Linked DNA regions of Homo sapiens: region 1 is linked to region 2. The links are chromatin loops, found by intact Hi-C in ENCODE. Cell type or tissue: B cell. All regions are shown on one strand. Links, peaks and the distances in the headings refer to the core of each region. The heading gives the core; the rest is flanking DNA.

Region 1 (16,109 bases), core at 5,067-13,066, 780 kb after region 2:
TTGGCTCTCTGTTTGTCTGTTGTTGGTGTATAAGAATGCTTGTGATTTTTGCACATTAATTTTATATCCTGAGACTTTGCTGAAGTTGCTTATCAGCTTAAGGAGATTTTGGGCTGAGACAGTGGGGTTTTCTAGATATACAATCATGTCGAAAAAGACAGTTTTCTATTAAGAAAAGCTGGTTTATGAATTCTGTATCTCTGTACTGACCTAACTTCAACTAAACCACAAAATAGCATTTGAGTTTTTATTCCCACTCTGTTACAGTGGCAAAACAAAGCATGAATTTTTAGAAAACTGCACAAGCATGAAATCTAGAAATAGAGCACACATTTATCATACCTTGGTAGAAAATATATTTTCTAAAGTGTGTTTAAATAATATCATACTCTCCCAAATCTCTGATCTTTATACTTTTCCTTTAACTCCTTTGTCCTCCAGAATACAGCTCATGGAAGGTCAGAATGTATAAGAATGTGTTTATTGGATACCTTCAAAGTCACTAAGGTACCTTCTTTTGTCCCTAACAAATGCTAATGGTATTGACATTCAGTTTTCTTAGTGTTATCTTCTTCCTTAGGCAATTTGCTGTGTCATCTCATTATATTCATGGCTTGAAAGAGGAACCTAGTTCTAAAGCTTGAAGTGGTTTATTGACCCTAAAAGATGAGGTAATTCACTGTGCAACATAATTCAAGCCTTTAAGATCAACTACTCATTTCTCACGCAATAATCAGGAAGAGAAGTCTCAAAATTCAAAATATCGTTGCTTAAGCATGGTCACAATCATTTATTCAGATCAAAATCCAATCCTTAAAATTTACTCTGAGTCACTCTCATGATATATCTCCTTAAGTAACAGTAAGATTCCTCCATTTGTATAACATTAGTAATTATTACTAATTGTCCTAATAATGCTATCTACATCTGGTTAATTCCTATCATTGTACCTCCTACAATGTGATTAATGTCAGGAGTGGGGAATTTTATGTATTAAATTTCTTCTTAAAGGTTACACCCTGGAAATGTGAGGGAAAGTATTTGTGGCAATGGGATGTCACCCAACTATAAGGTTAACAAAGAATGACCAAACAATAAAATTAATCATACGTTTTCTAAATCACCAAGAGTAAACCAAATTATAATTCTGTTTTAGAAACATGAGAATGAATATTTATGGTACAGACAGGCAGCTCTTAGATGGAATATTGAATCTTTTTCTTAAAGCTATTTGGAGGAGATCGTCAGAAAACGTGTGATTACTTTTTCTTTATATGATCTTGGCCCACAAATAGTCTTTCCACAAATATTTTTTGGGATAGAGACAGTTTTGTGCTTCAGAAGCTAATAAAAATAACTTTGTTATTTTTTTTACTACCTGACGGTCACCATTTTAGGAAATTTACTAGTATTATCTTATTTTGTTCTTATAGCAGATACTATTTACTATCCACATTTTATTGATAAGGAAACTGACAAAGAGCTTAAATAAGTTGCTCAACATCATGCAGGTAAGAAGTGATAGAGCTGGGATTTGGTTTCCGTGTCTTACTCTATTCTAAACCATGCCATTTAATACAGATCATTATTTGTAGATGTGTATTTTTAAAAAGGCCACTGTTAGCTTGAACAGCCCATTCACTGTACATTTTTAAAACAATAGCTGTACACCATTAGAGCTGTGCAATTCTAATTCATTAATTTTACAGATGAGAAAGTTGATACTCGTAAGGGTAAGGTATGTATGCAAATGTCCAACATCAGGCCACCCGTTGGTGTAAAAGGTGGCTTAAAATCTAGTATTCTCACTCCTGACTGGGTCCTCTTCCCACTGACCACACTGTCACCAATATACCCTCTTCAAGTAAATCTTTATTAAGATAAAGATTGCAAGTTTGTAGTACTTATTAATAATATATATCTTTTGTATAAAAATCATCTCCAAGCATAATGTCACCTAATGTCTTATAGCATATTTTATAATGCAACACACACACACACACACACACACACACACACACACACGGGTTTTTTTTTTCCCCTGATTTTTAGTTTTTCTCAGTAGAACATAAGAAAAATCCTTCTTATGTCCTTCAGGAGTGAAGGCAATAATCACTCTTGTTCAAAAGGTCATATTTATATTATTTTAGATATCATTGCATCTTTTTTATAATGTTAGCATGTTTCAGTTTTTGAAGCCTTGAAGCCAGTGTGTGTGTGTGCGTGCGCGCGTATGTTGCATTATTGGGGATTGGGACACATGGTACAGTGAAAAATATAGCCACAGAAATAACTGGCTTGGAGAGCTCCTGTATCAACCTTTAGGTTAAAACTACCTGGGTAATGTCCGGGTGCAGTAGCTCACGCCTGTAATCCCAGCACTTTGGGAGGCCTAGGCGGGTGGATCACGAAGTCAGGAGATGGAGACCATCCTAGCTAACACAGTGAAACCCTGTCTCTATTAAAAATACAAAAAATTAGCCGGGCGTGGCGGTGTGTGTTTGTAGCCCCAGCCACTCTGGAGGCTGAGGCAGGAGAGTGGCCTGAACCCGGGAGGCGGAGCTTGCAGTGAGCCGAGATGGCGCCACTGCATTCCAGCCTGGGCGACAGAGCAAGACTCCATCTCAAAAAAAAAAACAAAAACAAAAACAAACAAACAAACCTACCCGCGTAAGAAAGGGCCACTTACATCACAAAGCATTCTTCAAAGAAAATGTTAATACGTAAAATCCTGATATGAGGTGAATTTTCATTAAATTGTTTTAATTTTTAATCCAATCGAATTCACAATGATGGTACTTTATGGTGCATATACAATACTTACGTGCCATCTTTTATTCATGCAGTACTAAGTATTATGTTCAGGGAGTTATTTAAAACAAGAGAGAAAATAGAAGATTCAGCCTTTTTCCTATGGGTTATAATCTAGTAGAGAGTTAGACAAGACAAAACTAGTGGAACTAGAGAATGGTTCAATGCTTTAAGGGAAAAAATGCAAAAACAAATTCCTGTAGCAGTTGACAGGAAGGAATGGCATTTGCTAAAATATATTAAGTGCTTACAGTGTGCTTGGGTCTTCAAGAGGGTCCACTGAATCCTGCCCTGATCCTACCCTGAGCTCAGACTAGATTCAGAAATAGAAAAGAGTAGCAGATGCCTGCCAAAATAGCATTGCTTTAAATGACAAAGACTAAATTGTGGAAGTTATCCTAACATGAGAGGGGTCTTCTACTCTCCTCCAGCTAAAACCCAACTCCCAAGAAGAAAAGCAGAGGAGGTGAGTTGTGCTGTTTGTTCTTCCTAAATTCACCAATGAGATTAAAGCACTCTCTTCTGGTAAAAAAAAGAAAAAAGAGAGAGAGAGAATATGAATTACATAAAGCAAAATACTAATCCCGGTTCTGTAATAAAATGGGCATGGAAAGCTAAAGCAATTAAAGGGCATCATCAGCAGCAGCATTATCATTAACATCAGCATCATCATCTTGGAACTCTTAGACAATAAAGCCTATTCTAGGGTGGCATGCATGACATGGGCTTTTGTTTAGTTAAAAAAAGATGTCACACAATCTTCAGCATATATCCCTTTTCAAGTTCCTGTATTGGTCATCCTGGCTCCCCAACATTTGATCTCTTGTTTATTGTTCTGACTGAACACCCTAAGTCCTCCCTCTGAAACATAATATTTTTTTCTATCTGGGAGAGGACACTTAAAAGAATAAGTCAGTGCCTTACTGTGCTCATACTAACAGATGTTAGAAAGTAGCTCAAGCTGGGAGAACGAGCCCCTAACCAGCTGTTTCATAGCCTGTAATTACAGCCTTAATAAATGAATCATTTCCTTCAGCTGGCACTAGTTGGGATCTACGCGTAACATTTTGTGTGTTAGCTGTTCTGGAAGCATTTCACTGCTTGCTGATGCTTTAGCACGGAGGTCTGTGAAATCAGGTATCTAACAAAAATCACCCTGATAGTATATAAAGTATAGGCAAATTTAGTGACTGGTGGTGGGCTCATATGAGAAAGAGAACTTATCAAGTCCTTGGTAATGTAATTGGCTTAACTTATTAGACTGTAGGTTAGAATATAAAAATCAAACTATAAAATTAATCTGCTGTACAGTGTGCTAATTAACCAGCTGGGTCAGCTTTGATAGTCTTAATTTTACAGATTTCCTTGAGGACATAATCTAGTTTGGTGACTCAGAGCTGTATCTCCCTCCTGCTAGGACTTAATAGTAATGGCTCCTGTTTTTTTTTTCCTCAGGATGTCAGAGACTTCATCTTTATTTCTTTTGTTAGATTATATCCTTTTCACATCGAAATCGCACTGGGGACATTGATATTAGACATTGCATTATAAAAGTCCAGATTTTCCTATGTCTGTCTGCACAGTTTTTTCTCTGGGGTGATTAATGGTCATATTTCAGAACAATGAATCGTATTTCAGAACAATCATCCCAGAGTGAAATAGAGGAGACAGAAATAAAATAGCAACAAGGGGTAGATTGAAGGTAAGAATGTGGGCTTGGTGCAAAGACAAAGATGAAGTGGGAAATCAATCAGCTGCGAGCTTCTTCAAAATAAAGCAATGTGGGATGTGAAGAAGGGGAATGAGCAATAAAAATCAGTTCTCTTCCAAGCCTTAAGCTTACAAAGCAATCCAGCTAGGGAGACAAATAAAACAATACAAGCAAAAACATGTCTTAGAATAACATTTTTGAGGATGAAGATAATATATGCTTGATATGGGGCATTCATAAAATATAAAGAAAAAAATTACCTGGAGATCACCATTGTGAATATTTCTATGTATTTTCTTACAGCTTTTATTCTTCTCTAAATTTTCTTTTCTACTCATCTGCAATCATTTTTTGTGTGTAATTTTGTATTCTCCTTTTTCAGCATTATGTCATAAACATTTTCTGAAGTCAACATTCCGAAAACATAGGTATGACTTTTATTGCTGTTTTTTTATCAACAAAATTTACACACATAGAAAAATTTAGAAAATAAAGAAAATAAAAGCTACTGATGCTATTGATGATATAAATGCACATACATTTATGTGAATTCTGTAATCTATGTATAACATGTATGTGATCACATTATCTTTATTATTTTGTGATATGCTTTTTGATACTTAGCAATATAGTGTGGATATCTATCATTTATCTGCCCCGTCTTTCAAATGTATATACAAGCATTATTTTTAATAAATACATAGTGGTATTCTATAATTGATTTAATCTATCATATAATATTGACTTTCATATTGCTTCCAAATTTTACTTTTACATGTAATTATGCAATTAGTCTATACAAATATTTTGCCATTTTTTACTGATTTTTTAAAAAATACATTTTTAGAATCCATAAATTCATACCAATTAACAGACTTCCTGCTAATCCTTGTTGCATATAATAGTAATGGGTAATTCCCTTAATCATATTCAATTTACTAGGCAGATGATATCTTTAATGTTTATTTTTATTAATATTGATATTTAAAATTTTTATTTTTAATATAGTTTGATTTAATATCTTTGATTTTATTATAGTTATTACATATTTGTATATTAATATTTCTTTTGTAAATGGCCTAATTTTTAATTTCTCACTTGTATACAAGGAGATAATTCACATTTTTATTATTTATAATTGTTATTTTGTTGACTGCATGATATCATATATATTTAGCATGATGAATATAAAAGAGACTTTTTCTGTTGCATCTATATTTTGGCTACAGCTTCAAAGCTGAGAATGATATGGATACGTATCCTCACGATTTTAATGGAGGAACTAGACACAGCCTATACACCCTTCAGGATCTGAGTGTTTCAGAGACCCATTCATCACCATTAACAACACCCAGAGATTCATTTTTGATTTACTAAGATGGAATACTTAGAGAGGAATTTGCAAAGAGAAAACTGTTATTTCTCCTTCTCTTCCAATCCTCAAGCAAAATGAAGGCAATTCCAAGAGTTCTTGACTGCACCTTTGAAGTTGTGGAGCACAGCTAATGGAAAAGGCTGGAGGCAGGAGCAGGCTGGAGCAACCACAGAGGCAGAGCCAAGAGATGGGGCAGTAGGAGAATGTGGTTAATGTGTCTGGAGTGGGGCGAGGTGATTTGGAAGGTTTCTCTAGAGGCAAATGGTAGACAGCCATGTCATCTTGTGTGATCTCCCCATGGTGGCAAGTCAATTTTCCAGTTGTTCACGCCCCAAATCTTGGAGTCACTCTTGACTCCATATCTCTTCTGTAGACTACATCTAATTTTGCTCCCAATCACCTCTTTCGGGGTTGCTATTGTAATCCAAGTCTCCATCATTTCCAGTTCAAACTGAAATTGTTGTATGTTTGCCACTTCCTCCCCTGATTAGTTTCAACATAGCACTCAGAGTAGTTCTTGTAATGTTTAACTTGAATTATATCACAGCTCTGTTCAGAACTCTATTTCCTGTGGCTTCATGTCTTAAAGTAAAAGCAAAAGTCTTAAAATTGGCATATAAGGTTCTATGTTATCTGTCTCCCCATACATATATTTGTTCCTTTCTGAGCTAATTTCCTAGCACTTTTCCTCTTCTCATTTGGCTACACACAGGGCACTGCTCATTCAGCCTTCAGCTTGCCAAATGTGCACACACCCCAGGGCCTTTTCACTTACTATCTCCTCTGCCTGGAACATGTGTCCCCAGATATGCATATACTTACTCCTCTACTATATTCAGGTAGCATCTCTTAGGCCAGCTTTTTAGAAAGTCTTTCCCTTGCCATCCTTGATATTAGCATTTCCTTCAGTCACCTGATATCCCCAAATTCCATTGTATTTTTCTATCAGGCACTTGTCATGTGACATATTTTTATATGCTTATTGCTTTATTGTTTTAGTCTAACGTTAGAATGTGAGCTCTTGGAGAAAAAGGAGTTTGTCCATCTTGTTTTCTTTGTCCTATCACCACAGCCTACTATAGAGCAGATCACAGAGGAAGTATTCAATAGATATGTGTTGAATAAATGATAGATGCTTCTGATTTAGAAGCAATAATTTTTCCTCAAGTATGCTTCTTTTTCTCTTCTTTGTTATGTTAGTTTTATTTAATACTCATGGCTAGGTGCGGTGGCTCATGCCTGTAATCCCAGCACTTTGGGAGGCTGAGGTGGGCAGATCGCCTGAGGTCAGTAGTTTGAGACCAGCCTAGCAATCATGGCTAAACTCCATCTCTACTAAAAATACAAAAATTAGCCGGGCATGGTGACAGGTGCCTGTAATCCTAGCTACTCAGGAGGTTGAGCAGGAGAATCGCTTGAACCCAGGAGGCAGAGGTTGCAGTGAGCATTGCATTCCAGCCTGGGTGACAAGAGCGAGGCTGTCTCAAAAAAAAAAAAAGACTCATAAATTCCCATTTAAAGAAACATACTGATAATAGTTGTTTAGTCTTCTCATGGCTAGACTAACTGGTATATCTGTAGCACTTTGACATATGGGATGTGTGTTTAGTAACCTCCCATTTAATGCTTTAGTTAATACTGTAATACATAATTTTGTACTCTTCTACATTGTACTTTTGTTATTTAAAAAGCTTTCTTGTAAGCAAGTGTCTTCATTTGCTATTGCATCTGTAACAAATTACCATAAATGTAACACACCACAAATTCATTATTGTACAGTATTGGTCAGATGTCTGACACTGGTTTCCATGGGCTGGAGTTACGGTGGTGGCAGGGTTGGTTCCTTCTGGAGGCTCTGGGGTAGAATCTGTTTTCTTGCTTTTCCAACATCTAGTGACCACCTACCTTCCATGGTTCATGGCCCCCTCCTTCATCTTCAGATCTGGCAGTGTGGCACCTGTGACCTAGCCAGAAAAAGTTACCCACTTTTAAGGATTTCATATGATTAGACTGGGTTCACCTGGATTATCTCTCCATCTCAAGTTCCTGAAGCCTAATCACATCTGCAAAGTCCCTTTTGCTATGCAAGGTAAGATATTCACATATTCTGAGGCCCAGGGTGTGACTGTCTTGGGGATTAGGGACCTTAATTGGCCTGCTACAGAAGAAAAGAAAACATTGCTATCTCTCATGCTTGTTCCTGCTGACCTCTAAGACTAATATCTTATTTCTCTCTTTTTCAGAACAGCTTTCTTAAAAAAAAGATCACTATCTGTTCCCTCCATTATTCATTTCACTCTCACTTTTTGATCTCTTGTAGTTAATATAACTTCAAATTCCACAAACATTTTGAAAATATTCTCTCCAAGCCTGACACTGACCTCCTAATCACCAAAATGTGCTGATCTTTTGCCTCTGTGTATTAAAATAGGTCTGAGAAACTAGTAGGCAGCTACACAGTTCCCATAACAACTGGGAACGATGGAGCCTGATGGCTCAGGCCAGCCTACAGAACCCAGATGCCACTCCCTGTCGTGTAGAACTTGCCCCCTGGCCCAGTAATGACCCACTCTTGCCCTCATGTAGAAATGTGGCTCGCTTTTCAGCTCATTCATTTCTCTTCCATGTGTTTCCATTTCTCTTCCATGGAACATTGTTCCATGTGTTCTCTTCCATTCATTTCTCTTCCATAAAACTCTCTAGCTTTACACTCTTTCTCCAGAAGTTTAGCTTTTCTTGTCATGTTCTTTTTGTAACACCCACCCGTCTTTCTCACTGCATTAACATAAAAATCTCAGCTCCTTGGTCTTTCTGTTTTCTAAACAAGGTTTTTGATGTCTAAACCAGGTGCCCCTTTTCTGTGGGGAATAATTCTGAGAAAAACAGCCTTTTCTAAAGTAACTTAAGTGCCTCCCTTGTTACTTGGTCACTCTCTTTATTCAATCTTGCCCTCCTTGAGGGCAGCACTGAACAGAACCATAGCTTTAGGGCACTGCTCTGAAAAGACTTGTTATTGGGCCCTGAGTGAGGGTGACCTCTGGTGGACACAACTGATTCTTTTTTCTCATCATGTGTTATTGCTGCTATTGCTATGTTTGTTTAAATTGTGGTTAACCATTTTTAAGTGTACAGCTCAGAAGTGTACAGTCACATTGTTGTGCAATCAATCTCCATAACTCATTTCATTTTGCTAAAGTAAAACTATAATCCAGTAGTAACTGTCCATCTCCCCCAGGCCCTGGCAACTTCCATTTTACTTTCTGTCTTTATGAAACTGACTATGCTAGGAACTGCATGTAAGTGGATCACATGGTGTTTATCCTTTTGTGACCAGCTTATTTCACTTAGCTTAATGTCTTCAACATTCATCCATACTGTAGCATGTGTCATAATTTACTTTCTTTTAAAGGCTGAATGGTATTCCATTGTATGCAGAATACCATATTTTGCTAATCTATTCATCTGTTGATGGACTCACGTTGCTCTCACATTTTGGTTATTGTGAATAATATTGCTGTAAACATGGATGTACAAATAGCTCTGGACACTCTGCTTTCAATTCTTTTTACTATAGACCCAGAAGTGGAATTGCTGGATCATCTGGTAATTCTATTTTTTAAAAACTTTTTTTACTGATACACAATGAATATACATATTTTCATGGTACATGTCATAATTTGATACATTAATATAATGTATAAAGATCAAATCAGGGTAATCGAGATAATAATCACCTTAAATATTTATGTCTGTGGTGGGAACATTTGAGTTATTCTCTTCCAGCTGTTTTGAAAGGTACAATAGATTAATGTTAATTAATGTTAACGAGTCACCCTACTCATGTCTCAAATACTAGGTCTTATTTCTTCTAACTGTATCTTCTAACTGTATATTGGTTCCCATTAATCAATCTCTCTTTATCTGACCCTCTGCCTTTCCCACCTTTCTGGTTTTCTAGTAACCACCAATCTACTCTCTGTCTTCGTGAGAAGTCCTAACCACAGATAATTCTATGTTTATTTTTGGGAGGACTGCCGTACTGTTTTCCACAGCAGCTACACCATCTTACATTGGCATCAACAGTGCACAGGAGTTTTGATTTCTTTAACACTTATTTTCTGTTTTTATTTTAATACACCTAATAAGTTTGAGGTGGTATCTCATAGTTTTGTTGTTGCTGTGTTTTTCCCACTGTTTATTAATCATACACCATGTGTCAAGAGCTTTTAACACTCTTGGCAATCCTATGAAGTAGGCATTACTTTTCCAACTCACTGTTGAGGAAATGAAGGCTCAAAGAAATGAAGTGAGGTATTAAGTAGTAGAACTGGGTCAAATCTAGGTCTGTTTATCTGAGGTGCATACTTTGAAAGGTGATGCTCCCTCATATTCAGTGTACCTGGTTTGTTTTAGGTTTCTATCATACTCAATTGTAAAATTTTTGAAATAATCTTTTTTTCTCTTCCCGTCACTAGGAACTCTATCTATTGCTCGCAGAGCTAGAAAAATGATAAGGAGATTAACTGCCCAGCATTTTGTGGACCAACATCTCTGGGCTTTATTGTTCCTCTTCTTCACTAGTTGAGCACATATTTCTTGAGTGTCTATGTAACATACTATATTTGGCCCTGAGAACACAGCAGAATAGGCAAGCTAGATCTCTCTCAAAGCACATAGGGGCTTTTAATCTTGATGATGACTTGTTGATCTATCTCATGATGCCGTGCAAAGAAGTCATTTGGTCAGAAACCACTGAGGATTCTTTAATAGGGATCTTTGAATGCCATAGCGGGATGGGTGAAAAGCAGGGTGTTGTACAGGTTGAAGGTAGTTGGCAACATCTGAGGCTCATTAGAGGAACAACTTCCAGATCCCTATGTCCTACTGCCCACTTGGCCACCTTTTAAATTCTACATTCTTTTTCCTCTAGGGTCTCCTTATTTTCAAGATTCCAGTAATCACCTTTGTGCATGAGTCTTTACCTCCACCTCTCTTTGATATCTCCTCCATTCCTGGGGGCCTGTACACATGTTACCCACGTGACATTTTCTCTTGAATGTCATGTTGTACCTTCAAATTTTGCATTCAATTTTCAAATTCAATTTCAAATGTCCCTTCAAGTTGCAAATGGGCTCATACTTCTGATATCTCTTTTCTATTAGTGTTACTTTATATTCACTTGGGCTTCAAACTTTAAAGTCATTTCTAATCTGTCTTAAGTCAACCAACTACTCAGTATTAGTAATTTGTCCTTGTTGACATTCTTTTCGTATTGAACCCAACTAACCAAAGAGCAGAAGGAACACACCTGTTGTCAATAAAACTAGAATTATTTAACTTGCTGTGGCAAAGAACATACTTTAGGAAAATCTCACAAGTGTTTCAGTGAGGTAATTTGGGATGGTCTTCTAACTGGGTTTGAGTTTGTATGGATGATTTTGAGGAAGGCTTAGGGAAGTGAAGGCTATTTTTTGAATCAGGGACATTCAGTGATTGAAGGTCAATAATTTTTATCTAAAAGGTGAGAGAATTAAAAAATGCTGGAGTTATTGATAAAACAAACAAACAAACAAAAACTCCAGGAAACACTCAGAGAAAGATGATATGAATCAGAGAAAGGTAAATTTAGCATTTTGTGGTCAGACAGTGGCCTTGCCTATGTCTTTCTCTGAACATGGTAATGGAGTAGACTGAGAATTTTCTATTTCCGATTATGAACATCACAATCTGGTTTCATTTTCCCAACAGGGATTTACTTTTCTTTCTTCCCTCACCTTCCATCCACATCTGAACTTATCCCCTCCTGTTTGAACAATTGGAGGAGCCATTTTACTTTCCTGTGCCTCTCTCGCTCTGCCCACTCTACTCTGTTCTTCACATCATTGCTGAGTCAAAAAACATGACTTTAAGCTTGTTACTCTTCTGCACAAAAGACTTCTTTGGGTTTCTATTGCTTATAGAAAAAGTCCACAGTCATTATTTTGATACTCAAGGAAGTACACACTCTATTTCCAATCACCCTTTTCAGAACTCCTTCTCAGGCCTCCCTTACTTTTTAGTCTAATTTGAATATAATATTTGCTTTCTAGTTTTTATGCCAGTGAATGCTTGATGTGCTGTTAATATATATATATATTTTATATTACATATATAATACATTATTATATAAAAAATACGGATTTTTTGGGGGGGTCTAGAACAGACTTGCTGAATGTGAACCTTCAAGTGGGAGTGTAGGTAACAGAGATTTTATTTTCATTTTGTTTCTCTCTCTCTCTTTATTTATTTATTTATTTATTTATATTTTTTGAGATAGGGTCTCACTCTGTTGCCCAGGATAGAGTGCATTGGGGTGATCAGGGCTCACAGCTGCTTTGACCTCTCAGGTTCAAGTGATCCTCCCACCTCAGCCTCCTCAGTAGCTGGGACTACAGTCACATGCCACCATGCCTGGCTAATTTTTTATTTTTATTTTTATTTTTTGTTGAGACAGGGTTTCCCTATGTTGTTCAGGCTGCTCTTGAACTCCTGTTCTCAAGCAGTACTCCTGCTTTGGCCTCGCAAATTGTTGGGAATAATAGGCATGAGCCATTGAACCGGCTGCGATTTCATTTTCTTAAGGTGATTGTGCTGCAGATTGCTTATGCACCACATTTTGGAGTGCATTATTTTATGGCATTATTCATGCTGTTCCCTCTCTCTGGAAGATGCTTCAATTACTTGAGTTGTCCACCCTTTAAGTCCAGTTGAGAAATCTGTCCCTAACTGCCTAAGCTTAGAGTCCCTCTGAATCTGACCTGTTATAGTATTCATTACATGTATCATGTTACTCCTTTGCTATCTTACCCATTAGAGCTTCTAAGTGCTTTGAAGGCAAGAGCCTTGCCTGTATTTCTTTCTAACTCTCATTGTCCAAGGGCAGTCTTTTATAAACAGTAGGTGTTCAGTAAATAACCACAAAAAATAGCAACATGGTTCACTGATACTCATTAAATTTGAATATAAAAAATAATTTCAATCAGCGGAATGGATGTTCCCTAATACTGATCTCCACTGCAAATTAATAATTTCTATATAATGTTTAGTCAATTATTAAGGTCCTAATTTTAATTTTAAAAATTGAGCCACATTGAGAATTTTAAAAAATCATTTTGTAGTAATTTTTTTTGAGACTTCTTATATTTGCGTTTTAATATACATGTTTTCAGACAGAGAGAGGGAGAGAGAGAAAGAGCTTACCTTTAATCTGTGTGCATTTTTATTATAAAAATTGAAACTCAGGAGATAAGGAACCTCATTTTATTGGAAAGGTATGCAAAATTTACAAACTTTTCACACAGCTTCTCCAAGAAATCTTATTATGTTTTGGGATTTCAGCCTGGTTGATTTAAAGAGTGGTGTTTCTAAAGATTCTTATCACACTCCTTACACTCTCAGTTCAATCTTAGCAACTTGGATATAGAAAAATGGTTTTCCTTTCCCCTGGAAGGAGTGGTCTCTAAACACAACTGACTTTGAGGCAATTATTTCCTTTTCCTTGAAGTGTAGATATAGTCTCTGCTACTACACAGAGTAAAGTGTAAAAATTTAATCACCCACAAGCCTTCTTTCTTATTTCCATGCCTATGAATCTATATAACAAAAAATACCTTACAGAAAACACATAAAACTTTCACTGTGGTCATGAATTGCTCCAAACTGCTCCTCAGTCTGTGAATCTCAATGAGGCTGTAGAATTGGGTCTCTTGAAGGAGTACAAGCAGTTCAGTTGGTTACTCTTCAGTCTTGAGCGCCATCTGCACTGTTGGAGGCTTTGTGTTCACGACCTTATTCACAGGCATCACTTAGACTCTATTGTCTAAGGCATGGAGGGCTGACAGGGTGTGATGCAGCCATTTCCTGATTTGCACATTTAGACTGAGTGTTCAAAGCCACAGAGCATTGTCTTTGTTGATACACTCAGCCCTACATTCTGTTAGGTGTTTTTGCTGGTTTTGAGAAGAGAGTTCTTCAACATGCTCTTTTCTATCAGAGAGTAAATAGACTGCATGTTACCTGTGGCCACAAGGTGCAGAGACTGGGGTTAGAGTTCAGTGGTAGAGCATTTGACTGCTTACGGTGCAGAGAGACAAGCAGTCCCCAGCACGTATGAAGTGCTGGAGCGTCCTCACTCTGCTGTCTCATGACTGTGTGCTCGCACAAGCCAGCACATCTAGTGGCACCTGGTTATTGCCCTAAGACCTCCTTTCCTCTCTTCATTGATTATCTGTAAAACATGTAATAGATGAATGAAAAAATAAACACTTGGATATAAAAGATATGTTTGTTTCCATGATCAAATAGTTTGTGTATAATTCAATCAGTGACTTTTTGACCCCCCAATTAAACAACATGTAGTACAAGAAAATAAAGGAACCCTTTCATGTTGAAGGTGAACTTGTGAAAAGAGAAGAAAAAGAGGAGGTATTGATAAAGCACAAAGACCATGAAGGGCATTAGTGTCCTTACTCAACCTTAACAGGGACTAAGGTCTGAGAAAAGTCAAACACAGATGTTCCATCCTATAAGGGACATTACAGATATCTAGTCTGATTCTCAACCCTGGTTGCATATTAAAATTGTGTAAGAAATGTGGGTATTAACTGGTTATTGAAATACAACAGGTACACACCATGAGTGTACGGCTCAATCATTGTATTAGTCTGTTCTCACACTGCTAATAACAATATACCCAAGACTGGGTAATTTATAAAGGAAAGAGGTTTAATGGACTCACAGTTCCACATGGCTGGAGAGGCCTCACAGCCATGGTAGAAGGCAAAGGAGGAGCGAAGTCACATCTTGCATGCCGGCAGGCAAGAGAGAGCATATACAGGGGAGCTCCTCTTTATAAAACCATCAGATCTCATGAGATTTATTCACTATCATGAGAATAGCACAGGAAAGACCTGGCTCCGTGATTCGGTTACCTTGTGGGTGCCTCCCACAACACATGGGAATTATGGGAGCTACAATTCAGGATGAGATTTGGGTGGGGACACAGCCAAACCATATCAATTATTAAAAACCACAATTTCTTTTGCACCAACTTAATAATTTTCACGAGGTAAATATGCCCCTGTAACTACCATCAGATTGAGAAATAGAACATTTCTAGCCACAGAAGCCCCCATATTTTTCCTCGTCATTATCTTCCCCACAGAAGTAACTGTTGTCCTGACTAAATACTATAAATTATTTTTGCTTATTTTTGAAATTTATATACATGGAATAATAGAGTATTATGTTCTTCTGTGTCAGGCCTTTTTCCTTTTCTGCCCAAAACAATGTTTGTGAAATTCTGCAAATATCAATAGTTCATTCCTGGAAAACATTCTCATTGTTGTCCACTACCTAATTTATGAATATGCCACCATTTATTTACCTATTCTACTGTTAATGGACATGTGTTGACTGCAGTTTGGGACTACTGCAAACAGGGCTGCCATCAATATTACTTTATAAATATTTTGGTGAATATATGTAAATATTTTGTGGGGCGTATACTCAGGAATAGAATCATTGGACCATGATATATGTGTATGTTCAGTTTGGTGTGCACGGCTACTTATTTTCCAAAGCGATCATACCAATCTACACTCAAATTCTAATTGCTACATATTCTTACCTACCTAGAAACTTTAAAAAATACCCAAACTCAAGCTCCATTCAGGCTCTACCCCAGAACAATTAAATAATAATTTTTGGGGGAAGTGTGTCCGGAATTGGTCGGTTCTTGGTCTCACTGACTTCAAGAATGAAGCCACGGACCCTCGTGGTGAGTGCTACAGTTCTTAAAGGCAGCGTGTCTGGAGTTTGTTTCTTCTGATGTTCCAATGTGTTCGGAGTTTCTTCCTTCTGGTGGGGTCGTGGTCTCGCTGGCTCAGGAGTGAAGCTGCGGACCTTCGCGGTGAGTGTTACAGCTCTTAAGGCAGCGCGTCTGGAGTTGTTCATTCCTCCCGGTGGGTTCGTGGTCTCGTTGGCTTCATGAGTGAAGCTGCAGAGCTTCGCCGTGAGTGTTGCAGCTCATAAAGGCAGTGTGGACCCAAAGAGTGAGCAGCAGCAAGATTGATTGCGAAGAGCAAAAGAACAAAGCTTCCACACTGTGGAAGAGGACCCCAGCGGGTTGCCACTGCTGGCTCCAGCAGCCTGCACTTATTCTCTTATCTGGCC
Region 2 (16,109 bases), core at 2,352-10,351:
ACTTCACACTACCCACCAGCAGGTTAAATTGCAAGTGTTGTGTCCTAGCAGTCAGTGATCTACTATAGAACTATGCTTTTATTTGTAATGCAGCTAGTTGTTCATGGTTCAGTAAGCTAGAGAAGTCCTGGCATTATTGAAGAGAGTCCTTTTAAAAGAGGTAAAACAAGTTATCCATGGATCAGCCAAGATTTGTGATGGGCCGCTTCTCCCATATCTGAACTGGGTTTAATGTGAAAATTAGTCGTGTTTCCTCTCCCTTCCTTAGACAGCTGCCTCGTTGAGTAAGACAGATGAAGGCCATTAAAATAATTGCAACTAACTGCTGCACTGTGCTTACTGTCTTCAAAGGATCTTTTATTTACTTTTCTCTGGTGATCTTCACAAGTCAGTGAGCTAGATAAGGGTTATTAGTAGCCACATTTTACAGCTGAAGAAACTGGACCAAATAAAGGCTAAGTGGCTTCCCAAGGTCACAGCAGCTGGGAGCAGAACAGGGCAGTTGCCCAGGATCCCTGGCTGGGCTACTTTTGCTCAGTCACCCACTGCTCCCTTTCTCACAGCTGCCCACCATCGTCTTGTGCTTTGTAGTTTACAAGGCTCTTCCAGATGCTTTTACCAGATTTGGTCTTCTCTATAACACTCGAGAAGTACACAGAGGAAGTGATATCATCTCATTATGTGCATTATCCAACTACTTTTTTTTTCCCCTCCATTTTCATCAGGCAAAAGCTAAAGAAGAAAAACTAGAGAAGTGTGGTGAGGATGATGAAACAATCCCATCTGAGTACAGATTAAAACCAGCCACGGTAAATTTTTAGCCACAGTGCATGACAACAGCATCTTGCCTTTGCATCTTGTTTTGTTGTATCTGTACCCTTGACATTGTCAAAGGACATGTCTGTCCCCCATTCAGATATTAACTCTGAAAACCCTGAACCTTTTTTTCTCTGCTCCCTACAGTTAGACCCCTTGAGGGATGGTTTGTCCCTGCCTGGCTTCCTAAGTAGTGACCATGTGTTCATTTAAATTCCCACAGATTTAAATGTTTCGTTTATTAACAGTTCTTACAATAGATCCCAAAACTCAGAAGGAACAATTTGGGGATAATTTCTTTTCTAACTGCTATATGGATAAAAGCACCATAGGTCTTCTGAGGGGTAGATATGAATGCACGAGGGTTTACCAGTATCCTAAGTGAAGGTGGTTTTGTTGCTGTTGTTTTTGATTATGGTGAGGATGGTAGACTAACTCCTGTCATTACATTTGTCATTTACTTTTGAAATCATGCATATAAACACATGTTGGAATATAGTTACAATTCTAAGTTATGAAACCTCATATCCAAAAAAACTAAACAGTGTTATAGGAATGATATCCACCTCTTCACTCTAGGTTGGAGAATTGGGGTTTTTTAAAAGCTTCGATTAACATAGCTACATCTTTATTGCCAAAGAACTTTTTTTTCCTATTACTCTACCCAACAGATTAAAAACATTTTTAATAACTTAAAGTAAATGTGCATTCTGCTTGGTAACATCTCGATTTTTATAGCTCAACTCCTTTTTTTATACTTTATAAAAAGTAAATCTGAAACACAAACTCATGTAAATCTAAGAAAAAAATTAGCTGACATTTCATATCCTGGAATTCCCAGAAACAAACTTGATGGGACATGAAAGCAAAATTTTCTATTTCATTTCCAATGAATTTTAATTTCATTTACAGGATAAAGATGGAAAACCACTATTGCCAGAGCCTGAAGAAAAACCCAAGGTTAGGAAATACATTTTTTTCTGATACTTAAAGAACAATAGACATGTAAAGTATGAATTAAGATAATTTTGACAGTCTGGAATTCACTGTGCAGACTTGCATGCTAACCTAGTACAGAGGAAAGGGGAACTTCTGATGGTAACACTTGGCTGATACCTGTAGCTCCTTTCCATATATTTTAAAGATGATCTTCCTCATAAATCATTACTAGACTATAAATTTCTAGGTAAAATTTATTGCACACTAGAAACTGATGTCAAGAGGGCCCTTAAGTCAGATTAAGCTAGCACTTAGAGTTCCATCCTGATCAAATTCTCTAATGATTCTATTTTGCCTTAAGTTGGTAGTAACCTGTCACATACAATCAGCAACATTTATTAATCGCTTGCTATGCACCTGGCACTGCACCAAATGCTTTTTGGATATTATCTTTGTGAGTCCTCAATGAATGAGGACGGTACTGTTATTATTCCCATTTTACAGTGAGGAAATTGAGACACAGAGGGCCTATGTAAATAGCCCAAGGTCAAGGGGCTATAAAATAGCAAGCCAAGCCCAGGACTTAGAACTCAGGCTGTCTGGTCTGAGTCCCAGCGTCTGAATCACATGCCCTTCTATCATGTTACTGTTGTTAGTGACAATCTCCACATGCCCTAAACTAATACCACTCTCCTGAAAGAACAAGGGGTAGCAGAACTTTGCTGCCAAAATCCTGCATAATCATAGAAACGGAGTATATCATCCGTGTTTTGACTTATTCAGAAGAGAAGTCATGAGGAAATAGGAAAATAATAATCACATTTAAAAAAATTATACAGATCTTCATTGTAGAGAACAGGCAATTTTATTTGAACAAAATTCTTCTGAAACTGAAACATCAAGGGAATGTTTGACCAAATAAACCATTAATACTTTGGTCCTGAGGTGTTTAGTATTTCTTAATTGTTTCATGAAAATTTTATCTTAACGTTGATAAATGAAAAAATATGCCCTTTATAAATTAGCTTTGGGTGTTAAGTATGGCCTCATATGTGTTAATCAGGAAAAAAATTGCTCCATGAAAACTTTTTTTTTACAAAATAAAAAAGAGTCCCCTTGTAATATACAGCACTTCTTATATTACAGCCTCGGAGTGAATCAGAACTCATTGATGAACTTTCAGAAGATTTTGACCGGTCTGAATGTAAAGAGAAACCATCTAAGCCAACTGAAAAGACAGAAGTATGTTTCTAAACATATAAATCTCTAGTTTTGAGGTTTGTGATCTTAAAAAAAAATTGTGAGACAGACTGTTTTAGCATCAAGCAGTCTGTTAGAAAGCCCAATATGCCATCGTTTTTTCCATGTCATTTTTGTCTTCCTTTTTGGATGTGCTTTCTGCCCCAACCTAACCCTGATATTCTTGCAATTGAAGTCCTGCAATGACTCCTTCGGAAAGCTCTGGAACCCATGCCTTCCTTCTTATCCCAGCTTCTGTAACTGACCTGATTGGAACTGTCACCACCCCTCCCCTCTGGGTTGCAGTGGCCTTTCTGCAGTCTCCTTCATGTCCGCCGGACTCATTCTTTCTCAAGCATGTCTGTAGTTATGTCATTCCTCTGCTTCTATCCCCAGGAGTTTCCCATCCCTACAAAAAAAAGTTCCTATTACCATATTCTTGACCCAGTTTTCTTTCCTACCAAACTGTGTCCCTGTGTCAGTAAACAGAACAATAAGTATGTGTGCATCCCTGGCTTTTCTCACTTGGTTCCTCTGTCTTGATTGACCTTTCTTTCTAATGCTAGATCAACTAAAGTCTTACTCATCTTTTCAAGGCTCTGCTGAAATATGGCTTTATCTGCTGCTTTTCCCTCCCTAAGCTATATCCATCCAACCTTTATTAAGCAGAACACAACATGGCAGAGGATCTGTAGTTCTTTTTTTATATATCACTATTAAAGCCTTTGTTACAAAGAAGAGTTTAGCTGTTTTAGTCCCTCTTTAACTCTAACATTTATGCCAAGTTTAAATGGGTAGTAAGTTCCTTGAACGAAGAGATCATATCCTATTAATGACCATCTGCTGAGCACCTTGCATATAGGATAGGCTTCCATAAAAGTCTAGATTTAAAACAATTTGTTTAAAGGTTTGCTTCTGTTCTTTTTGTTTGTTTGTTTTGTTTTGTTTTTTCTTGAGATAGGGTCTCACTCTCTCTCCCAGCTGGGAGTGTAGTGGCACAGTCTTGGCTCACTCCAGCCTCAATCTTCCAGGCCCAAGCAATTCTCTCGCCTCAGCCTCCTGAGTAGCTGAGACTACAGGTGCATGCCACCATGCCTGGCTAATTTTTGTATTTTCTGCAGAGCTGGGGTTTGGCCATGTTGCCCAGGCTGATTCAAACTCCTGGACTCCAGTGATCCACCCTCCTTGGCCTCCCAAAGTGCTGGGATCACAGGCATGAGCCACCACACCCAGCCTTGAAACTTTATTCTTGTGATAAAATAAGATGGGACAGTGGTTCTCAAACTTTAGCATGCATCAGGATCATCTGGAGAGTTTTTTTTTAAACACAGGCTGCTAGACTCTACCCCCAAAGTTTCTTAGTACATGGGGCAGGGGTCTAAGAATCCGCATTTCTAGGTTCCCTTATGGTGCTGAGGCTGTTAGTTCAGGGATTACACTTCCAAAACTTGTGGCTTATTACTACTACCTTCCATTCCTACATAGCTGTATATAAAGTGCTCTTAGGTTTATATAAATACAATATTTTACATAATGCTATATTACATAATAGGCATATTTGTTATACATAATGACAAATAAATAATAGAAATAATAGCAATAATTGCTCAAATGTATTGAGCTAACTGTGTTCCCAGGTACTATGCATAGCACTTTGCCTGCATTGTCTTATATAGGCCTCTTACCAACCCTTCAGATGTGGATACTGTCATTGTTCTCATTTTACACATGTGGAAACTCAGTTTCACGAGTTTCAGTAACCTGCCTAAGGTGAGAAGTAAAACCAAGTTGAAAAAAATGGCAGCTGAAGAGTTTTAGCATGCTTTGACTTATTTACTATTTAGCAATCCTTAGGTATTCAAGAGAATCATGTTCACACCATATAATGTAGCGGAGTGTCTTGTTGGTCTACCATTACTCAGTCTTATTAACCAAATATTTCTAAACTTATTGAGAGTACTTGTGTCTTTCCTCAGGAATCTAAGGCCGCTGCTCCAGCTCCTGTGTCGGAGGCTGTGTGTCGGACCTCCATGTGTAGTATACAGTCAGCACCCCCTGAGCCGGCTACCTTGGTGAGTGACTCCCTGGGCATTTGAGCAGTGGCTTGAGAAAGTTTTCTGCCTCCTCCTGTCACTCTCTGCTGTGTATTACCATCATTTTATCTTATCCTGACAAATTAAAAATAAAATCTGATATCATTATAGTATCTGTTGTTTCTTTGGGCTTCAGGGGTGTCGTAGAAATTCAGACTAAGATTTAAATTTTTAATTAAATTACTCCCAACTGTATTTTTCTCTACTCTTCTGAAATTCTAGTTCCTCAGCTATTGTGGATAATCCTGCCTTTTCACTTCTCTGCATCTTTTAAGCCTATATGGATTTCCACCGAAAGCCCAAAGTTACTTTTTTACTGACTTTCCTGGTAGAATAACATGCAGTAAAATCATTATGATTCCTCCCCACTCTTCCCACTGCAGGAGGTGAAACTGACTCAATTTCTTTCTCTTTCCTTCTTCTTTTCGTGCTTCTCTCTCACTTTCTAATTTTCACATGAAGTATGATATTTAAGAAGGTGAATCTTTGTTTCCTTTTGATTTTAGTGTTTTTTTTCCATTAGTTAATGATTGAATTTGACTCAGGGAATAACATCTGATGGAATTATATTTCAATTGTATTTCATTACTACAGAATTAGCACATCTTCCCTCTGAACACCTACCTTTCATCATCTGCTGTGCCATTGCTCTAGATGTTTTGCAATGTCTTCTCATTAAATTTTCACAAGGACACTATGAAGTCTGTCCTGATCATCTTCCTGTAATAGATAAGGGAAATGAGGCTTTGAGTTGACCTTGATCCACTTGATATTTCAGAGCCTCAGTTGAGATGAAAGATATGGCCCCTGCTCTCAGCTGTCTTCAAGACTAGTGTGGATATGAGCCCTCCCCAGTTTTTTGGGGTTTCAGGGTACTCTTCAGGTACTTTTTACAGCATGTGTGCTAGGCCACAGTGGTAAAGAACCGGAGAGGAGGAGGGACTCTAGGAGGACTCTGGTGAAGAAAGCAGGCAAAGAGGCTGTGATTGGAGTCAAAACAACAATAGCCAGCATTCCCCAGTAGAACTCTTGTAACCAAAACCTGCACCTGCACCACCTGCCTCATCTGCCAAGTGTGACTGCCCGGGCTTTAGAGGGCTCAATTCCTTTTCAACTTTACCCTGACTGTAGAGCTGAGCATTGGATTGTTAGAAAGCAGACAAACCAGAACAAAACAAAAAGCTCTTGTTTTCCCTTTCCCCGTCCTCCTTTCCAGGGCCTTAACCCCACCAACTCTGGCCATGGTTGCCCAGGTTACTGTCACTGAGGCAGTTGGCATTTCTGGGATTGTGACACCCTCGAACGCCAGAAAGAATAGCTGTAGAGTGTAATAAAGGTCAGAGGACTCAAGAAAGGCATGAAGATTAGAGAGTAAAGGAAGACAGACCAGAGGAAGGAGATGAATGCGTTCCCTAGGTGGTTCTTGTGTGTATAAAAGAAAATTTATTAAGGAAACCCAGAGACCTGAGTTGTAGTTGTGAATTTGATAATATCAAATACTACAGAAATAGAAGTTTTAGTCCTTACTCCTGTTTCCAGATTCCTTTGTTCTTAAGTCTGCTTCTTCTCCTAGGTTTTCTTTAACTGTTTCAGTAATTTCTTAAGCAAGAGGTTGGCAAAGGGCACAGGTTTGGGGAAGCAGTGGTTTCCAAAGATTCTGTAGCATAGAGTATGAGAAAACAGAATTGTAGTGTGAGCAGGTGTCTTAAATCATGTAGCAACTCACATTGCTTGCATAAGACTTGGGTACCAGTGCAACTCTTGATATCCTTGATTAGAGTGTTGCAACTCTTAATACTTAATACTTAATTTAGGTATAATCCCAAACAGGTTAGAAACCTCAGGGATAACCTCAGGGATTTTTTTTTTTTTTTTTTTTTTTTTTTTTTTTGGTAGCTCTTGGGAATAAAACCCATGCAGTATTCAGCCACTAGGTGGTGCTAAATCACTTTTCTTTGGTGATCTTTCCTTTTGCAGTGCAGTTTATCAGAAAAACAGCTTTTCTTACTTGAAATCATGGCTAAAATATAAAACAGAAATACAGTTTTACTCTAAAATTTTAATAGGTGCTCATTGTGAGGTCAGAGATTTTAATAATAAGATTAAACTCTGAGATTGTTTGACCCAAGGCCTTTTACATTTTTGTTTGACCAAGACCAACAGTGGGAAATTCATTGATATTGCAACCCCATCCCCATACACTGGAAGCAACAGTTTAAAGAATAGTATTTATCCCTTCTATGTATGATGCATTTTATACACACACACACACACACACACACACACACTCTTACATTTTTTTTTTTTTGAGGCAGAGTCTCGTTCTGTCATCCAGGTTGGACTGCAATGGCATGATCTCGGCTCACTGCAACCTCAACCTCCTGAGGTCAAGCAATCCTCCCACCTCAGCCTCTTGAGGAGATGGGACTACAGGCATGCACCATCATGCCTGGCTAATTTTTAAAAACTTTTTGTAAAGATGGGATCTCACTGTGTTGCCCCGGCTGGTCTCAAACTCCTGAGCTCAAACAATCTTCCTGCCTTGGCCTCCCAAAATGCTGTGATGGATTACAGGTGTGAGCCACTGTGCCTGGTCCTGTTCTCTTCATTAAAAAAGAAAAGTCCTGGCCATGAACCATTAAGTTGATTCTTATGACCTACTAATGTACAGACGATTCCCTTTATTTTCCCTTGACACCATTCGTCCTCTGTGTTCACCAGTGTGATTTTAAATACCAGCATGGCCAGAGTTCATTACATTTGGGGGAGTACATTTCATTTTGAACAATCGGACCACAGGTAGACAGTTCTCACTGTGCCATTCAGGTTAGTTGGTCACAGGCAGAGTCATCAGAACCAGCCCTGAAACTCCTTTGGTCAGTAGAAGCCCTGTGGAGAAAACAGGCTTCCGAGCCTCCTCTTCTGAGACAAGCCAGGCTGTCCCACAGGAAATGGAGAGGAATGGCCTCTTGTGGGCTCTCTGAAAATCTTTCCTGTGCCGTCTATGGAATGATCTCCATAAAGACCACGTCTTTCTTTTTTCCTGGTATGCAACTTATCTGTGATACACCTCAGTCCATTGTCTTTCTTATTTCTAAACCAACTCTGGGTCAGGTCTCGTAAGTTTCACATTATCAACATATAATTTGCACACAATGTTTAATATAAGAAATTTGCTCGAATGTTAAACGTTTTGTTTTTTAAACATAGATTCTAATTCAGTTGATAACTCGAGTTATTAAAAGATAGCGTGTGCCTTTTATCTGAAATAATGATATGCCTTTCTGAATTGATAGCATATGTTTTAAAGGGAGTGATTAACCACCTACTTAATATATCCACTAATGCACTTTCAGAAGGGCACAGTGCCAGATGATGCTGTAGAAGCCTTGGCTGATAGCCTGGGGAAAAAGGAAGCAGATCCAGAAGATGGAAAACCTGTGATGGATAAAGTCAAGGTAATGGCAACTGAGATGCTTCTGGAAAATAAATATCATTGATCACCTTCTCCCCCTGCAAATAAGTTAGTCATTTGTTTTGTTTTTTATATTTCCTGTAAAACATGACCAGCTGGCTTTTTCTATTATTGTGCATATCCTGTTTAATAAGCTAAACCTGAATAAGCTGCAGTGTTGAACCCCCACAGTGGATGGTCGACATGCACAGACCGGAGGCCTCTGAGTCTCATCTTTGCCCACCTGCATTGACATTGCTGGGACTTGGGAAGGAAGGGGCAGCTGCCTGCTGCTCCTCACAGCTGTCTTGCATCCCAGCAGGCTTTCTGCTGGTGCCTGAGTCTGCCAGATGAAGTTGCTGTAGGAGCACTAAGCATACGGTCATATGTACTTCCTAACCTAATGATAGATTTGTTTACCTCAAATCTAGTCACTCAGGCATGAATTTTATGGAGAGAAAAAAACATGCTAACAATGAAAATGGTATAATTTTTCTCAGGAGAAGGCCAAAGAAGAAGACCGTGAAAAGCTTGGTGAAAAAGAAGAAACAATTCCTCCTGATTATAGATTAGAAGAGGTCAAGGTAAACAGGCTGGAGTCTTTTTCTATTTTATTTTAATTCATACTGAATTCATACACAGAACAAAGGTACTTGGGAACAGAACTGGAATATAAAGATCTTGTTTCTTCATATTTCAAACACCAAATAGTATTAGTCTACTACTAATAGTGTTAGAACACCAGATACAAAGCTAAAATATTCCTAAGTAGACTTGATCCTCAAGTGAAAGAAATCTAATGTCTAAGCTACCTAATGTTTTCCTTTCTAACCCACAGCTTGTTACAATACCAGAAATATTAAAAAACCTTGTGTAGATAGGAGAACTAAAATGAGGAATAGGCCGGGCATGGTGGCTCATGCCTATAATCCCAGAAGTTTAGAAGGCCAAGGCAGGAGCATCTCTTGAGCCCAGGAGTTCAAGACTAGCCTGGGCAACATAATGAGACCCTGTCTCTACAAAAAAATCAAAAAAATTAGGCATGGTGGCATGTGCCTGTAGTCCCAGGTACTTGCGAGGCTGAAGTGGGAGGATCACTTGAGCCCAGGAGGTAGAGGCTGCAGTGAGCCATGATCGTACCACTGCACTCCAGCCAGGGTGACAGAGCGAGACCCTAACTCAAAAAGAAGTAAAAAATGAAAAAAAATAAAATAAGGAACAATTACTTTATATAAGAAAAATTTGCAACTTTCAGATATAAGTTGGAAAAATAAGAGAACCTATTTAACATTGAGTATAGTGTTAAGTTGCCCCATTTCTTCTATTTTGAAAGTACAGATTGTACACAACAAGGGGGAAGACCCCATTATGAGTCCTGTGGTTTAAGTGCAGTCACTTAAATGAGGCGGATTCGTGGACAGTTGAACAATGTCAGTCATCTTTGTAGCAGGCCAGGATTTGAAAGAGTATTCAACTAAACTTCATTAACAATTCTAGAAAATCAAATTCATGCTTCTCACTCATCCATGTGCACTAGCCCATTTATTTAGCAGACACGGGAACTAGACTGAACTATCCGTGATTGAAAGTTTATTATTCTGGAAACCTTTATATTTGCTTCCTGAGTTTTACAATTCAGTTGCAGCCATAGCGTTTCTATTAATTTGGGCTCATTTGTACATTGCTTTGCAAAGTTCCTAGAGAGCATGCTAAGGGCCACATGTTCTGTCTCCACTGAGTGCCCATTCAGTAGAGGCTGGTCAAGTGCAGGTAAACTCTCTTCATGATAGGTGATTGGTTGGTGATTTGCTCTCTCCCTTTACTGAATTTAGTAGTAGTGTTTAAGGAAGCAGTTGATTCACAGTCCCTGATCACTTTATTCTGTAGTCATTTCATCCTCCTCTGACTTACCTCACACGTTATTAGTTACCTATTAATAACATTTTCAGGCACTAGCTTCATCTCATTTAAATCCTATGTTGGTATTCACCAGCTATGTTCCCATCAGGTCTCCTCAGTGAGATTTGGCTCCCCGAGGGCAGGCCACAACCTCCCCTTCCAGACGCAGAATGACGCAGTGATGGAAAATCGATTTCAGTTTGAGTAGGGAGCAAAAGTGCTCCCAGAGTCCCAGGCATCACTTAGGAAATTTTCTGCCTTTACAGCTAAGAGATGGTGGAGAACAAGCCCAGGTTCAGCTTTCCCCTGTACCTGAAGAATGGTCAGAAGGCAAAAGTCAGTCATGAGGGAAACAGGTGATCCAAGTTGAATATCCCTCATCTGACATGCCTGGGGACCAGAACTGTTTCAGATTTCAGACTTTTCTGGATTTTGGAATATTTGCCTCGTATCTGTTGAGCAGCCCTAGTCTGAAAATCCAAAATGCCCCCGTGAGCATTTCCTTTGAGTTGTCAGGTCAGCACTCAAAAAGTTTCAAATTTTGGAGCATTTAAATTGTTTTCAGATTTTCAGATTAGGGATACTCAACTTGTACCTCTAAACCATTGCACTTCACATTTTCAATGAAACAAAAACCAACCTTAACCAGTTTCTCAGGTGAAATATTCATATATATGTATATCTTTGTATTTACTTATTTTTGTGTAGGTGGATAAATGGGATTTACTATTAGTATATAGATCTCCTTTTACTAAAGAGCCCCGCATGCTTTCTTCATTTTGTCGTGTTACTCAAATGTGGCACTTGGAGTCATAAACAGCTTGACCTAATCTGAACCATAAGTTGCAGAGCGTTTCACTGACAGGTTAAACTCCCTGAGGGCAAGGCCTTTGTGCGATTTTCTGTTGTATTGCCAATGCTTACTTAGGTCAGGGCTTGGCATGTAGTCCTTGCATATGAGTTAGATGTGTGGCTTACAAGGTTAACCAGCATTTTCCAGACAACCTCTACAAAGCCCACCCCCATGTAGGTAAAGGGCTTATCCCACACTGTCCTGCAAACCCCAGTCACAGCACCACATACCACACTATGCTGACTTTCACGTTTTCCTGCTGTGATAGTCTCTAGGCTTCTGAGGTCACAAGCCATACCTCATCCAGTGTGCAGCCCCCGTGACTCAGGAATGCCTGGTGCTTGTGAGCTGTTTGTTGCCATGAACTAATTAGAGCATATTCTCTGGTGAGAGAATCCTTCGTGACATGATGGATCTAATTTAAAATGTACAACAGCAAGTATAACCTGTAGACCCTTTGTAATGTTTACAAGGTTTCATACTTTGGATAAAATGTAAAATGATTTCATGCCATGTGTTTTCCCCCCCGGATAGGATAAAGATGGAAAGCCACTCCTGCCAAAAGAGTCTAAGGAACAGCTTCCAGTAAGCAAACCAGTTTTCTCTGAGGATATCTTTTCCTTTTGGCCCTGATTGCAATGGTGTTTGTTGATACATTTCCTGGTTCTTGCAGCCCATGAGTGAAGACTTCCTTCTGGATGCTTTGTCTGAGGACTTCTCTGGTCCACAAAATGCTTCATCTCTTGTAAGTCCAAAACTCTTGGTTTTATTTCTTTAGTTTTTTTTTTTTTTTTCCTTTGAGATGGAGTCTTGCTCTGTCATCCAGGCGGGAGTACAGTGGTGCCATCTTCAGTCACCGCAACCTCCACCTTCCAGATTCAAGCGATTCTCCTGCCCCAGCCTCCTGAGTAGCTGGGACTACAGGGGTGCACCACCACACCCAGCTAATTTTTGTATTTTTAGTAGAGACGGGCTTTCACCATGCTGGCCAGGCTGGTGTCAGTCTCCTAACCTCATGATCCGCCCACCTCGGCCTCTGAAAGTGCTTGGATTACAGGCATGAGCCACCGCGCCTGGCCTATTTCTTTAGTTTTAGAGTGGCAGAAATAAATGGAAACTGGTGACTTAGAATCTGACTTGGGAACTCAGGAACAATCATAAAATTAATGGCCCTCAACCCACTGTAGCCATTAAAAATGTGTTGCACCATGAAATACTGTCCCAACATAGTGGATGCTTTTATTAGTGTAACTAATATCAAGTACCAGTACCCCTATGAAAAGAGAATTTAAATGTAAGCTTATCCAAAATTACTCCTCAGACAACTTTACCTATTGATATTTCTACAATTTATCATTTCCCAAATTGCCTCCTAAGGGAACTTAGCTCCATGTGGAATATAGAGTCCCTCAAAGGGAACTCTGTTACTCGAAAAGTTTGGACAATATTGGGTAATGTTAAGCAGGTTTCTCTACTGTAGGATTTTCATGGCTTTTTATATGCAAATATATAGTGAGTCTGTTAGAGTTCCCAAACTTAATAACTGCAGAACCTTTTCTTGTGGGGTCTGGTTTATCTGTTTACTGGGAACTCAGTTTTTAAACCACTGAATGTATTATTAGCAGTCAGTTGGAAAGGGATTAACAGTTTCTATGACAGTGGCATGGAAAATATATTTATATCAGTTGGAGAATAGACAGAATGACAACTAGAAGAAATAATGATTCTTTGGAATTGCCTGAAGTTGTTACTTTTGCTGAATGAAGCAATAAAGCCCCTCAAAGAAGAGCTTACTAACCAGAGCATGTTATTCTCTGTACCCCTGTAAAAGCACCGTGCTGCTCAGTCACCTCATCCCGTGACCTTCCTCTCATCGTCTTCCATACAGACCACATCACAGCAAAGCACTCCAGCCTTGATTTAGAAACCATAAGACATGGGGAAGAATACAATGTGAGGAGTACGCCAGGAATGTGGAGTCATAGCATTACACTGAGGCAGAACAGATGAACAAATAGTGGGGAACAAGATCTCAATTCCCTTCCTCCTCCTATCATTATTATTATTACAATTGTTAGGGTTGTTTTTTCTTTTAGAAATTCAAAGATTTGGAAAAAGTAACAATGGATTTATATGCCCCCTTCAAAGATATGTAGCAGTGAAATGGTGAGATGAAACAACCTTTAAAAAAAATCTTACTCTTAGAAAATTAGCAAAGGAAACATTAGTGCCAACAATATAGTTAATAAAGTAGAAATAACTAATCATCATGAGAACCAAATAATCAAAATAGTTATTTAGTGGAAAGTTTCAAGAAATTTGGGGGAGAAGTATCACATATGGCTCATAATTAGTGTTCATCTGTAAAAGAGTAGCTCCTGTACGTACCATGCTCTTTGATATAATAGAACAGAAATGCTATATAAAAAGAAACACTTAAAACTATTCCCCTAATAATACTGAGATCACATTGATAATAGACTATTTTAAAACATCAAAGATATTACAAGAAAAAGTCTTTGAGAAGCAGTCAAAGCAGTATTCCTGTGATACATTGTCATAAACACCTTTATCAATAGTAGAGAAAGAGAAAAAGAGAAACCTGATAAACTAAATGCTTATTGAATTTTAAACTGAAATTTCTAAAAGTTTTAATAAGGTAGCCACCAAAAACAAAGTAGCAATAAGCATACCAGGAAATGAAAATAGCGGCATGAAAGTTAACTGGCCAATAGTTGTTTCTTTTGAAATAACAAATACTTTATAAAATACTAGCAAATATAAAAGAGGAAAAAAAACCTTACAAAAAATACAATTAAATTTTAACAGAGTAATATAATAATATAGAGATCAACTAAATTATTGGTAGTTTAAAGCCAATAGTCAGTTGGCTTTTATGAATTTTTAACATTTTACAAAACTGATAAATAGAGAAAATAATCTTACTAATAAAATTTAACATAAATGTGAGAAAATACAATAATCAGTACAGAGCACAAATAAATTATTAGGAAACACTATGTACAACAATTTTCTAAGATTAAACAAAAATATTAAACTGCGTAATTCACAAAACCTAAAAAAAGACTGAAGAAAATATTGCAATGATTTTCAAACTGTCCTTCTACTGAAGGTTTAAAGATGACTCTAACTGTTGAACACTCAGTTCTTATGTGGCATAAATATGTCATGAAAAAGATGGGGTCACATAGTTGCTTCTATGAGTAATTATGGTGCTAATCTTAAAATCTGACAAATATAACGGTATCAGCTAAAGTTACTTAAATGTGTAGATGTAAAAATTACATACAGCATACATAGAATATAACAAACAGTTAAATTATTTGCCATTATAAGTATTGATTCAGTAGCAGGAAAACTGTCAATATATTGTAGTGGTATATCAAATAGAAACAAATAATCATGTCCATGTAAAAGATCTATTTAAAATTTTACATATACTCATATTATAAATAAAAACTTTTTAAAAAGTAGGCAATCCCCTAATCTGTTAAAGAGTCTTTAGTTTTCAGAATCAAATATTCAATATCATGCTGGAGGCATTTTCCTTAAAAGCAGAAACTATGAAAAGTTTATTGTCATTTCTGCTTATTATCACATGGAAGAATCATTAACAACACATGAAAAAAATGACAAACATTAAAAGGGAACATTTGAATATATTTGTGGATAGCACTACTTGTAGATAATACATTTGTAAGTAACATTATGCCATGTTTATTAGTAACAACAGATGAGAAAATGTAATTAATATGAGATCAGACTTAATGTAAACTATAAAAGGAGAAATGATCAGAAAAATAAGGACACAAAAAAATTGAAGGCCATACATTAAGTCAGTTTAACTAAATATCTTAAAAAGAATGATGACAATTCAAGTCATTTTATGTGTTAATTTTTTATTAAATAGCAATAAGATACTTTTATAACTCAATAAAATTATTCAATGATACATTCGGAAAATAAATGTATAAAATATGAAAAAGTACTAAAAAGCATTTTTCAGTACTTTTAGGTAAGATTAATCCAACTAAACACTAGCATATGTTATACAGTAATAATAAGTGGAAAATACAATAATGTTGAGAAAGCAAACTCAAAGCATAGATCAATGAAAAAATTGAGAAATGGACATAAATGATTTAGTATTTTTAAAGAGAGTGAAAAATCATTATTTTATGCTTTTGTGTAGCATTAGATGAATTAAATAACATATGCACATATAGCTTTGCGATACAAATTTCCAGACCATAGGTTGTTTCATACTTAGTATTAAAAGGCTTAAATAATAAGTCAATAAGATAGTTTAAGAAGAGACAATACAAATGTTTCAATGTCATTCTTTTCATTTGACAACTTGTTATTCTTTTCATTTGTCATATAAGCAAAGATTTCTCATAACTAAAAATGAATTTAATTTAGTACATTTTGGATTACCTAAAATATTACATTCTAAAACGGCTTTACAGGGTATAAATGGACAATAAGTATCTTATAGTTATCTAAATTAGTTTAAATAATTTCCAATAATAACATGCTGAAATGAATTTCTGAATGTTGGTATCTTTTTAATGTGCTTTTCTCCATCTTTTGGTAAAATTTGCAATTCTCCTTTTTCAAAATAAGCTATCCATAGTTGGAGTCACCAAAGAGTTCTGGACTTTTTTCTGGTTTTTCATCAACAGTTATACCTAAGTTTTTTTGTCAAAAGGGAGTATTTGAAATGAAGCAAATATTCAATATTTTTAAACAGAAATTATTTCAGAAAGTTTCTAGAATATTTAACGTTGAAAAA

What was found. A loop is a pair of places that touch in the nucleus more often than their neighbours do. Peaks named below come from ENCODE experiments on the same cell type or tissue, not always from the same donor. Only the 100,000 strongest peaks of a DNase experiment are listed, where the experiment ranks them.
Region 1: it touches region 2 in a loop (12-fold over the local background); 2 of 110 quality-filtered maps call a loop at or near these places.

The regions. Positions count from the first base shown.
Region 1 is chr5:97,525,351-97,541,459 of GRCh38, forward strand. The region is part of intron 2 of LINC01340 (long intergenic non-protein coding RNA 1340); the gene reads left to right. Among named protein-coding and RNA genes, the nearest start is that of LINC01340, 29 kb to the left of the region's middle. In B cell, for the core only: CTCF peaks have their summits at 8,966 (motif pointing left) and 9,261; no DNase peak of the experiment used is centred there.
Region 2 is chr5:96,745,617-96,761,725 of GRCh38, forward strand. CAST (calpastatin) reads left to right here. Exons shown (of 32, transcript NM_001750.7): 17 at 726-809; 18 at 1,729-1,776; 19 at 2,902-2,997; 20 at 4,971-5,066; 21 at 8,444-8,545; 22 at 9,042-9,125; 23 at 11,828-11,878; 24 at 11,967-12,038. It also overlaps a transcript of ERAP1 not described here. Among named protein-coding and RNA genes, the nearest start is that of ERAP1, 54 kb to the right of the region's middle. In B cell, for the core only: a CTCF peak has its summit at 7,027 (motif pointing right); a DNase peak (open chromatin) is centred at 7,025; H3K27ac peaks cover 334 bases.